Regions from separate parts of the Mus musculus genome. Here region 2 is linked to region 1. The links are chromatin contacts, found by Hi-C or POLR2A ChIA-PET in ENCODE. All regions are on one chromosome and are shown on one strand. Each heading gives the region's core, a stretch centred on a gene start or an enhancer-like site at or near the end of the contact. The rest is flanking DNA. Distances are from core to core; before and after follow the strand shown. Region 1 holds the start of Pank1 (pantothenate kinase 1). Region 2 holds the start of Kif20b (kinesin family member 20B).

The links. A loop is a pair of places that touch in the nucleus more often than their neighbours do. ChIA-PET counts read pairs that join two places held with the same protein, here RNA polymerase II (POLR2A).
Region 2: a map of left cerebral cortex shows a loop between it and region 1 (8-fold over the local background). The contact joins the promoter of Kif20b here to the promoter of Pank1 in region 1. A Hi-C loop is called at or near these places in 13 of 37 maps with a recorded cell type or tissue (adrenal gland, gastrocnemius, heart and 2 more). POLR2A ChIA-PET finds 5 or more read pairs at or near these places in 2 of 5 experiments (Patski and embryonic stem cell).

Annotation. Positions count from the first base shown.
Region 1 is chr19:34,876,528-34,882,059 of GRCm38, forward strand. It overlaps Pank1 (pantothenate kinase 1), which reads right to left and starts at 2,928. Exons shown (of 7, transcript NM_001114339.2): 1 at 1,997-2,928. The coding sequence starts at 2,549.
Region 2 is chr19:34,919,698-34,925,229 of GRCm38, forward strand. Kif20b (kinesin family member 20B) reads left to right here and starts at 2,661. Exons shown (of 32, transcript NM_001362434.1): 1 at 2,661-2,736; 2 at 4,928-5,075. The coding sequence starts at 4,929.

The DNA.
Region 1 (5,532 bases), core at 1,678-4,177:
TTTATTTTTTTGTAAGAAACACAAACCACTTAGCTTCTGACACTATACACAGGCAGAAAACTACATTTCCTTGTCTTTTAAAATAATTCCTATGGCTTTGAAAGCATAGTTAAGGCTCAGATTAGTTTTCGCTTCTTCAAATCATTGTTAGAGATTGTATTTTAAGCAGTGCAGAGTAAGGTATGATGATCCTAGCACTTGGGAGGTCGAGGTCTGAGGAATACCAAGAGTTTCAGGCCAGCCTGGGGTTGTATCACAAAACACTGTCTTGAAAATACCAAAAGAGGCCAGAGAGACAGCTCAGTAGGTAAGGGCCCTTGTCACCAAGCCGGTCAATGTGAGTTTGATGACCCGAGTGTGATCACGTGTCAGGAGAGACCAGCTCTTCAAAGTTGTCCTCTGACCTCCTGGACTGCCGAGCACGCTCGCATCCACATACCCACCACCACACAGTAAGTGTTAGAAAATGGGAAAAAAAAAAAAAAACACTAAAAGAAAGGTCTTCAAACCAGTGACTGCCTATCTACCATCCCACCCCCAACTCACCACGTAGCTCAGGCTGGTCTCAGGCTAGGGAGTCTCCTTACTCAGACTCCCCAACTTTTCTCTTAGAGTCTAGTTACTGTTGTTGAAAACTATAATAAACTCTTTAAGATGGAGATCAGAGAAATAAATAAAATGTGGACTCAGGGAAATAAAACAAACGAAATAAGACACGGGTATCAGCCAATCTCAAGTTCATAAAATAATTTTCCTAGAAACTATAAAAAGTATGTAAAACAAAAACAAACAAACAAACAAAAAACGCAGATGCTTAATAACCGTCTAACAGCCATGGCCAAATCAAATCTGCTGGGCAATTCCCAAACTCCACACAACATTAACATTGCAAAATGTAAGCACTGGATTCACCCAGACGTGTTAAAGCGGTTCCCAACGTTTTAGAAACGAATGCATTGCAGAAAGGCTATGAAAACTATGAACAGAAAGATAAAAATTATAAGCAAAGACAGGCGAAGGAGTTATGCTGTTTTCCAAACATCAACCTTTTACAGAAATTGAAGCCCAATTTAATCATTTCCCAACCCAGAACAGTTAATTGATATGCAACAGGTACCCGTTTGAATCCGATCGCTCACTACCGTGGACTCTACTTACTTTGCTTTCTGCCATTTACAAGCTTCATTAAAGACACCCACAAAGAGGTAACCAGTTGAATGGAGTTAGGCTCAGATAAGGAAAAAAAACAACAACAACAAAACAAAACAAAACAAAACAACTCGTAATCTCTACCTACAAACTGACATCCCAGAATGTCAGGTGGGGAAGGTACCCTTTACAGTCTACCATTATATATACAAGTCTCAGGTTGTGAAACAACGCACTTTTTGGAGTTGTACAATTACAAACACTCAACTCGACCCACTCCAAGGGGAGGGGGGGAATCCACCTGCAATCCTCATTGGTCCACACCGTTCCGGCCCACATGGTGTCAGTGGGTGTTTCCCTCTACACCAGCCGTCTCACTGGCTGTGTGGAAACACTGTTTAATAGGCTGTGATTTGGGGGATTGTCAAACTCCACGCCTCCTTAAGCTTGCCAATGGGCCCTAGATACTGGCGGTTACTCTGCGATTCAAAGGGCAAACTGGTAGCCTGAGATGCACGCCCCAAAAGATGTGCTCGGAGAAGGGAGCAGTGAGCCCCGGGCTGTGCCAGCCCGCCCTCCTCCTAGTCCCAGACCCAAGATCAGTCGGGTTGTTTGCCCCACGGCCACCAATAACAGCGGGCAGTGCGTTCTCCCAGCCGCTACGGTGACCGAGGGAGCAGCTCCAGCTAGTGTCTGACCGACCCAGTAGGCGGATCGGACTAGACAGGCGCCACCGCGGGCCGCCACCTTGGACGCCCGACGCCTCTAGGGAGGACGCAGTCCAGAGCGGCACTCTGTCGCCCCCCTCGACCGCGGGCACCGGCGCTTCCCTGCCGGCAGGACTTACGCGGCCTGTTCTTCCTCCCGGAGTCCATCCTCCTCCGCAGCCGGCATTTCTTGGCCGGAGAATCATGCTGGGCGAACAGCGGCTGCGGCTGCAGCTCGGACGGGAGCTGGAAGCGTGGGGCCGGCGGGTCGCGGCTGCTGGCGGCCGACGGGTGGAAGCCGTTGTGCAGCAGCCCGTTCACGGCGGCCGCGGCGCCCTCGGGGGCCCCCGGGGACTGCAGGGCCGCGCGCTCGTGTTGCGCGCCGCGGTCGCCCATGCCCGGGACCGGCGGAGCGGTGCGCGGGCTCCGGCTCTGGCAGCCTCGCTGGAGGTCACGGTCGGCCGTTCCCCGATCTTCCGATCCACCCTGGGGCTTGCTCTCCCGCAGCCTCGGCGCCGCGGTCGGGAGCTGGTGGCCCCGGCGCTCCTCCCCTCCTCCCGTCGGCGTCCCCACGTCTTCGGCGAGCTGGGCCCCGCGCACCGGGCTTGCTGCTCTCGCCCGCAGCGTGTCGGCATCGCGCGCAGCTGCGGGAACCTCGGTGGACCCCGGCCGGGGAGCCCGCCTCCCCCTCATCCCAAGGCCGAGCCACTTCAAATGCGGCTTCCTCGCCTCCCAGACCTGTCCCCGCCACTGAGCATGCCCAGTCCTACCCGCCACCGCCACCGACGAGTTTCAACGTGCGGAATGAAGTTCTCGGGGTTTGCGAAGAGGAGATAGGCGGATGGGGCTTTGTGTGGCGGAGCGAGCCTAAAGGGTACTGGGTGAGGTAGGCACGAGACAGCCAGAAGCCTCGGGAGGAATGCCGGAGGAAGCCAGATATTTGCAGAGGTTTCAGGTTTGCTAATCCTATCCCCAGTGGGCTAGTACCTTCACAAGGTCACCCATGCTACATCCCCGCCCCACGAAAGTGTGTGAGCAGGCGCGCGTGCGTTAATGTGACCAAACTACTCCCAGGTCTGAAGGGAGGGAAGAGAACAATTATTTATAGAGAGGTAGGCAGCCTTGGAGAAGGAGGGGAGTGAAATTCCTTGGTTGGCACACTCACACAAACAGCATGTGTTCTCGAGTTGTCGTTTGCAGAGAGGAAACCTAGGAAGAGAGAGAAAGGACAGTGAAGGACAAAACTAGGCAGGAATAACCGGTGCTAGAAGAAACCAAGTAAACAGAACCGATCCCAAGCTATAAAAAGCGCATTCCTCACCCAGAAAAGACCGGCAGGGGACAATGCCCTGTTCTGTTATTTATGAAATAAAAAGTTGCCTTGGTTATGAGAAGGGGAACCAGCACCATGATAGCCCTCAGAGTTAGCCCCCAGTTCCCAGTTCCGATTCCCACTGACACTGAGCAAAAGACAAAGTCAGTACTTAACACACCTGTTATAGGCAGTGCCCAGCAAGCGGGACACATTTGGGTATTGGGGACTTCTTGAGGCCTTAGCTTTTGTGTCTGTCCAAAGGGGACTCTTGTGTGTCACAAAAGTACCTAATATAACCTTTGCACATAATAAATGCCCACAAGAGTCTAATGTAGACATTAAAGTCAGGCTGGGGATATAACAGTCAGACACTTCTTATCATGGGATTCTGTCCCTACGAAGGAATAGAGAGAACATAACGGCAGGCTATTGTTTCCAATGACTATGAATACAGCGGGCAGAGGCCAGGCCCCTCACTGAATTTGCACATCACCAAGCTCAAACTAAGCTCTTTGACCCTCTGAAAACATCTGTATTAAAGAGGTGAGAACCGAAGTCTCCAAAGGCCAGCTTCAACAACTTGAACTTCCCTCTACCTTAATCCTAGCAAAAGTGACCTGTGATTAGCCTACCCACCCCTTGAACTAAATCCTCCATGGGTCCAAAACTGGCATTAGCTGTGCCCGGGGTTTACATTTGGTTTGAGGATTTCTTCTGGCAGAGCCCTTCCCAAAATCAACAGGTTCAGAATCAATGAGGCCACTCTGTTTCATCCACCTGTCATTTCAAATCAGGAAACCAAGGCACAGAGACATAACTGAGACTAAGACCAAAACTAGAACTTAATCCCTGTTTCCCTGCTTCCTTGGGCTTATATGATTTGAGAAATTGCCTTAGGTAATCCAGCCTCAGCCCATCTGATTTTTGTCCAGTTCTGTACAACTTGCTCCTTCAGGCTTATAATCTCTCCCTATTCCTATAACCCTTTATACCTCCTTCTTCTGGCTACAAAATACACATAGCCTACCTAGTAACACAGCCCTGCATCCCAACTACTCGGGAGGCTAAACCTCCTGAGGAGGAAGACCTCAAATTGAAGTCCTGCCTTAACTACTTAGTTCAAGTCAGTTTTCGTTACGTAATGAAACCCTGTCTCAAAAAAAAAAAAAAAAAAATGCTGGAGAGATGCTGGAGATGTCTAGCATTTGGCTAGCATAAGGCTCTAGGTTCAGTCCCTAGTACTGTTAAAGTAAAATGCATGTGTTCCCTTATATCTTCATGATCATAGTAATGGGACATCAAAGATGAAGTGGAATAATATAAATGTGCAGTCACATTCCACTTGGTCCCTGTGTCTCCCCACTGCTCCGATAAGCAGTTAAGTGTGCCTTGCATACTCTGTTAAGGCTCACCAGCATTGTATTCTGAGGAAGCTCTGGATGCTCACTTGAAACTAAACAAGGGACTGTGATCTTAGGGCTTCTCACTTCATGTGGTAAATTTACTAAAAAAAGCTTCCATTGCCACGTCTCAATAAGCAAATTCTCACAGATCTGAGCCGAGTAGATTGGCACTGTAGTGACTTCAAGGACACCTCCTCCAGCTTGATTTCACAGGCGTGGTGAGGGAGGCCTGAGCCAAGTGGCTCAGACCCAGTCAGGGCAGAAGTCCTGGTACAGAAAGTCTCTCACCTACTTCCCTTTCAAGCACAAGCCAGGTGACATCCCACAGGTTTATTCACGGGTATGTGTGGGTGGTGAACATGAGCCATCATGTGCTCCAGGAGAGCTAGAACAGTAAGGAGAAGGGAGAGCCACAATCCTCTTCTCCCCATCTCTGCCCATTCGCTGTCACTCATTTATTAAGTGTGTACTACGCTGAAGACCCCAAAACAGACTCCTGGGATACGAAGACAAAATGAATGCTTTTACTGCACTCGGAAGGTTACAGTTTACTGGAAACATAATAGATCATTCATTGGTTTTCTTGCTCAGTGTCAGAACAATAATCCAGAGTCTTCCCACTTTTTCTTCTGTTCTGTTTAGGGCTTGGCTAGGGCTAAGCCAGGCCATCACTTTATCACTGAGTTAGCACCCCAACTATCTTGTATTTTGAAGCAAGCACTCACCAATTTGCTAAGGCTGGTCTTGAACTCACTCTGTAGCTAAGCGGGCCTTGGATTTTTGGTTCTTTCCCTTCGGCTTTCTGAGTTGGATTGCAGGTCTATACCAATAAATCCAGTTGAAATTTTCTACTTTTCCTGCGGTTTGCTGTTGTTGCTATTGTTGTTTGAGTATCTCACTGTAGTGATGGCTCTCTGGCCTGGAATTAGATTTGTACCAGGGTGTCCTTAAACTTTTA
Region 2 (5,532 bases), core at 1,411-3,910, 43 kb after region 1:
AGGCAGACATGGTGTTGGAGGAGCCAAGAGTTCTACATCTCCATTGAAAAGAAGCCTCATGGGCAGCTAAGAGATCTCAAATCACACTCCCATAGTGACACACTTTTCCCAATAAGGTCACACTTCCTGATAGTGCCACTCCTTGGGCCAAGCATATTCATACTACCACAGCGGGTAATCGAATATTTCCGTGTAGTTAGGTCTCTGATGTGAGATCTGAGAAGAAAGAATTATTCTCTGGTAAAGACGAATAAAGATGTTGATTATAAGAGTTGGTTAACTTGTCATGTAGAAGCTAGACAGGAGAGAGTAGAGGTCTCAGTACTCATTGTTCCTTTACTTTAGAGCTTGAGTAAAAGAGAAAGGAGACTGGCCAATGAAATGCGAACTATAAAGGGCATGCTATACTAAACTATACTGGGCATGCTTAACCCTGTAGCCCGGGAAGAATGTTTCAAGTGTAAAACATTTATAGTTAACCTGGAAATGCCACTGGGAGTTAGAACCAAATAACAGGAGATCTGTTGGATTTTGTTTTCTCCCCGCCCCTCGTGCCTGGTATCATGTGTCCTAGGCTTGGGATGTTCATATTACTTAACTAGTTAATTCCTAACAATCCTTGATGATACAGATCAAACATTTGCTCTGGTTTCCCCATCACATTCTAAGACAGTTTCTTTTAAAGCACCTGATGTAGTTGTAATTCTGTAAATGTTTTCTGACATGGCTGTTGCCCTATTAGAATTTGTCCTTAAGAGTCTTTGTGCTCACTCTTCTCACCTACTGTCTCTACCACCCTCAAAAACAGTGCACTGCAAATTTCCAACGAATGTTTGCAAAACCAACACATACAAGTGCCCCACGGAGGGCTAAGAATTGTTGGTAACTAGCAAAAGCAACATGACACTGTGAGGTGTGGTAGAAAAATCGGATCCAGGGGGTTAGACTTATCTGAAGGAGCAATGAAAATTGACAAAGCCCATTAGAATCTGACGTCCAGCTAGGGAAGTATGCTAGTACACTCCTATAGTTTCAGCATTGGAAAGAGGCCAAGGCAGCCTGGCCTACATAGAAATTTTGTTTAAAAACAAAACATAAATTCCAGCCTGGGAAGGTCTCTATTTTATTCTTTTCTTTCATATTTACATTTCTTTCTTCATTTTTCCTTCTGGCCTTGTATCTACTTATCTATTCAAATCTACTTATCTTATCTACTATCTTATCCAAACTAGTTCTTCTCAAATTTGATTATTTTGTTTGGGGGAGAAGTGTGTGTGTGTATGAAAGAAGTCAGAGGCAGGGTAGTGGTAGGAGATATAAATTCTGTATCAAGATCGAAAAACACTAAGGTTGTCAAGCTAGTGTTCCAAAAATCCTTCTAATTAAGTGCAATAGCTGAAAATATGATCACAGAAAAGCTAAGGTAACAAAACTTCTTCAACTGATTTTAAATCCCGGTTCCATTTACTTTTCTTCCCCCCCCCCCCCCGAGACAGGGTTTCTCTGTGTAGTCCTGACTGTCCTGGAACTCACTCTGTAGACCAGGCTGGCCTCGAACTCAGAAATCCGCCTGCCACTGCCTCCCAAGTGCTGGGATTAAAGGCATGTGCCACTATCCGGCTTTTTTGTTTTTTAAAAGATTTATATGAGTACACTGTTGCTGTCCTCAGACACACCAGAAGAGGGCGTTGGATCACTTTACAGATGGTTGTTAACCACCATGTGGTTTGCTGGGAATTGAACTCAGGACCTCTGGAAGAGGTCAGTGTTCTTAACCACTAAGCCATCTCTCCAACCCTCCATTTACGTTTGTGCCCATTACTTATTTAGAATGTATTAAATGGGACGGTAGCAATACCTACTTTAAAGGGTTCTTAGCACCAGTCAGACAATCCATTTTATAAAGGTAGTGCCAGCGGAAGCATAAGGTAAATGCTCAATTTACGTTAGCATTATTTTTATTCAAAGTGAAAGTCTAGCCTCAATAGTAAATTCTCGTCATATGAATGTATTAGTAAATTAGCCCTGCACTCAGAGGGTTACTTTAGGGAAGCGGAGAAGGACACATGGGCACTTACATTTTGGGGCACTGCACAGTGCCTCTCAGCGGTAGCTGATTTATGCTTTCAGAAACATCAAAAAGGGGGTATAAAAAGATGAAGGATATGCTCCTAAAATGTATTTTGAGGAAAACGTGTTTCATCCAAGAGGGCCGTCATCGACAAGAAGAATCACTTAAAGAGGGGAGTTAACTTGGTCCCAGGTCGCAAGTCCTTTCTGCCCCGGGGAATGACAGGACTCTGAGGTGTAATAGGAGGAATAGTTTGCCATTCCTCCGCTCCTGGGGGCATCGCGGGAGGCAGTGCGGAGACAGCGGCCTCAGCAAGGCTCGTCATCATGCGGGTCTAGGACGGAACCTGAGACCTGAGTACCGAACAGGTATCGTTAGGGTCAAACCTAATATGGCCCCGAGAAACTCCCAGCTAGGTAGCCCACGAGCGTTGCTACTGCCCCATCGGTCGCCCGGAGCACCGAGTCCCGCCCCCCAGACTTGAAAGCCTTTTCCGGAGGCGGGGGCGAAACTCGGCCGCGAGCGGGTCCAGCCCCCAGGGCTCGCCGGAAGCCCCGCCCACTCCCAGGGTTCAGCGCGGCGCCGAGCCGCCATTGTTTGAATTTGAAAACCGGGAGGAAGTGGAATTCTGCAGGTGGGGAGGCGTGCAGGGACCAGCGATTGCAGTAAGTGAGGAGCTGACGATTTTGGGGGCTCCGAGGGTGGCTGCTTGCACAGAGGGCACGAAGCTGCGACGCCTCGGCCGTGTCAGCGTTGTCGGGGCTCGTGATGCCCGTAGTCTAGGTGCGGGGCTGCTGAAGGTGGGGCTGAGCTTCAGGGAGTTAAGCGAGTTAAGCCTTGAGGCGGAAGACTTCGGTCTGTCTAGGCCTCGGTTTCCTGGTCCGGTAAAGGAGGTACACTTTAGATTCACAGACACTAGTTTTATTAGACACAAAAAGATTTGCCACGTCTGGTTGCCTGAATTCGGGAGGTGAGCAGTTGTTTTGTCACGTGACAAGATCTCTTTCTAGGTTGAGTCCAGTGGGGGCTTTTTTTAAAAAAAAATGTCACATTACTTTGTGGCTAGAAAAGAAGCATATTTGGGTTTTATGTGTATATAAAGGAAATTGAAGTGAGTCAGTTTTAGTCCAGTACTACTTCCGTTGGTCTGTATTTTGAGCCTGTCGTGAAGAGTAAACAAATTTAGATGATTGTCTTTCTACTTAAATAGGGAATCCCGGTGCTAGGTGCTTTAGACTGTTAAATCTGTTTCTTTGAAAAATTAGGAGAGAGGCGACCTTTTCTCTCTGGTATTGTGCATCTGGTAGATGCTTGCTTTCTTTCTTTCTTTTTATTTTTCGAGACAGGGTTTCTCTGTGTAGCCCTGGCTGTCCAGGAACTCACTCTGTAGACCAGGCTGGCCTCGAACTCTGAAATCCGCCTGCCTCTGCCTCTCAAATGCTAGGATTAAAGGCGTGAGCCACTACTGCCCGGCGTGATAGATTCTTAGAAAAAAATTTTTTTAAAGATTTATTTATTTATTATATGTGTGTACACTGTAGCTGTCTTCAAATACTCCAGAAGAGGGCATCAGATTTTTGTGACAGATGGTTGTGAGCCACCATGTGGTTGCTGGGATTTGAACTCAGGACCTTTGGAGGAGCAGTCGGTGCTCTCAACCGCTGAGCCATCTCACCAGCCCCCTTAGAAAATTTTAAATGTTAATTTTTTGGGGGGTGGAGGGTTAGGTTTATCCTATAGGGATTTGATGTGCAATTCAGATTTAATAGTTCAGTGATGGCATTATTCCATATTCACATTCAACCTTGTGATGTGTCAGTTAGTGATTTTCATTGTCGTCATCATCATTATTATTGGAGATTCTGGCTGTGGTACCTCAGGTACCCAGAGTTGCATCCTACTGGGCTAGGACCCAATTCTCTTATTTTAAATGTAAAGTTTATATGCATTATTTCACTTTTTTACTTATAATCGGAAAATAAATAGGAATTTATTTTGCAAATAACCGAGTTTTAGTCCTAAATGTTAAAATTTGGTTTGCAACAATTTTCTGGGAGATACTAAGTAACGAGACTAGCAGAAGATCTTAAGTCATCCCTGCTGTCTCTGCTGTTTGACATGTGAGAGGAGGGTATCAGGCCAAGTGAACAGTTCATATTTTTTTCTTTTGCTAATTGCATTGTTCATGACATGTCTTTGGGTAAATCTACCTAAAAAATTGGATTATGGGCTGGAGAGATGGCTCAGTGGTTAAGAGCACTGAGTACTCTTTCAGAGGTCCTGAGTTCAATTCCCAGCAACCTTCTGTAATGTGATCTCATGCCCTCTTCTGGTGTGTTTGAAGACAGCAACAGTGTACTCATATACATAAAATGAAAAAAATAAATCTTAATAAAATTGGATCACACAAATTATTTTTTATGTTAATTAATTGGTTAATTTGAGACAGGCCCTCACTATATGGATCGGGCTATCTTCAAACTCACAGATTTACCTACTTTTTGCAGACGGGGTGGGTGGTCTGAGCTCATGCTGTCCTATCGAGCTTACTTTTGTTTATTTTGTTTTCCTTTGAGACAAGGTCTTTGGCTTAGATTGTTCTTGGACACCCTATGTAGCTAAGATGACCTGGAACTTGGTGATTTTCCAGGTCAACCTCCCTACGTGTTGGGAGTATAGAGAGCCATGCCATCATACCCCGTGTATGCCTGGGATGGAACCCAGAGTGTTGTGCATGGTAGTCTGTCAGCTCAACTGCATCCAAGTTCCCAGGAGTTCCAAGTAGACTTAACATTGTAGGCGGCTTGCGTGCTGATTTATTAAGGCTGCTTACAGAGGTTGCTTTTCTTCTCGCAGGATGGAATCTCACTTGAATCCAGATGGAGTGCCTAGACCGTCTTACGTTTTTAGTGCTGACCCAATTGCAAGGCCTTTGGAAATCAATTTTGATGGTGTTAAGCTTGATCTCTCTCATGAGTTTTCCTTAGTCGCCTCAAACCCTGCGGTAAGTACAACGTAAGAAAAACACTTGATTATTGTGCGCCAAGGAATCACGGTGCTAGGTACTTTAGATTGTTAAATCCGCTTCTTTGAAAAATTAGGAGAGAGGTGGCCTTTTCTTTCTGGTATTGTGCATCTGGTAGATTATTTTTGTTTGTTTGTTTGTTTGTTTTTTCAAGACAGGGTTTCTCTGTGTAGCCCTGGCTGTCCTGGCACTTTGTAGACCAGGCTGGCCTCGAACTCAGAAATCCACCTGCCTCTGCCTCCCGAGTGCTGGGATTAAAGGCGTGCACCACTACTGTCTGGCTAGAATCACCTTATTTTAATTAATTTAGAAATAGAATATCACACAGCTGGTTTAAAGAAGCCACTGGAACACTCACCTAATCCCAAACTCTACCTCTCTGTGACTTTTATCCAGTTAGGAGAAAGTTTATTTTCATTTCTGAGGCAGGGTCTCT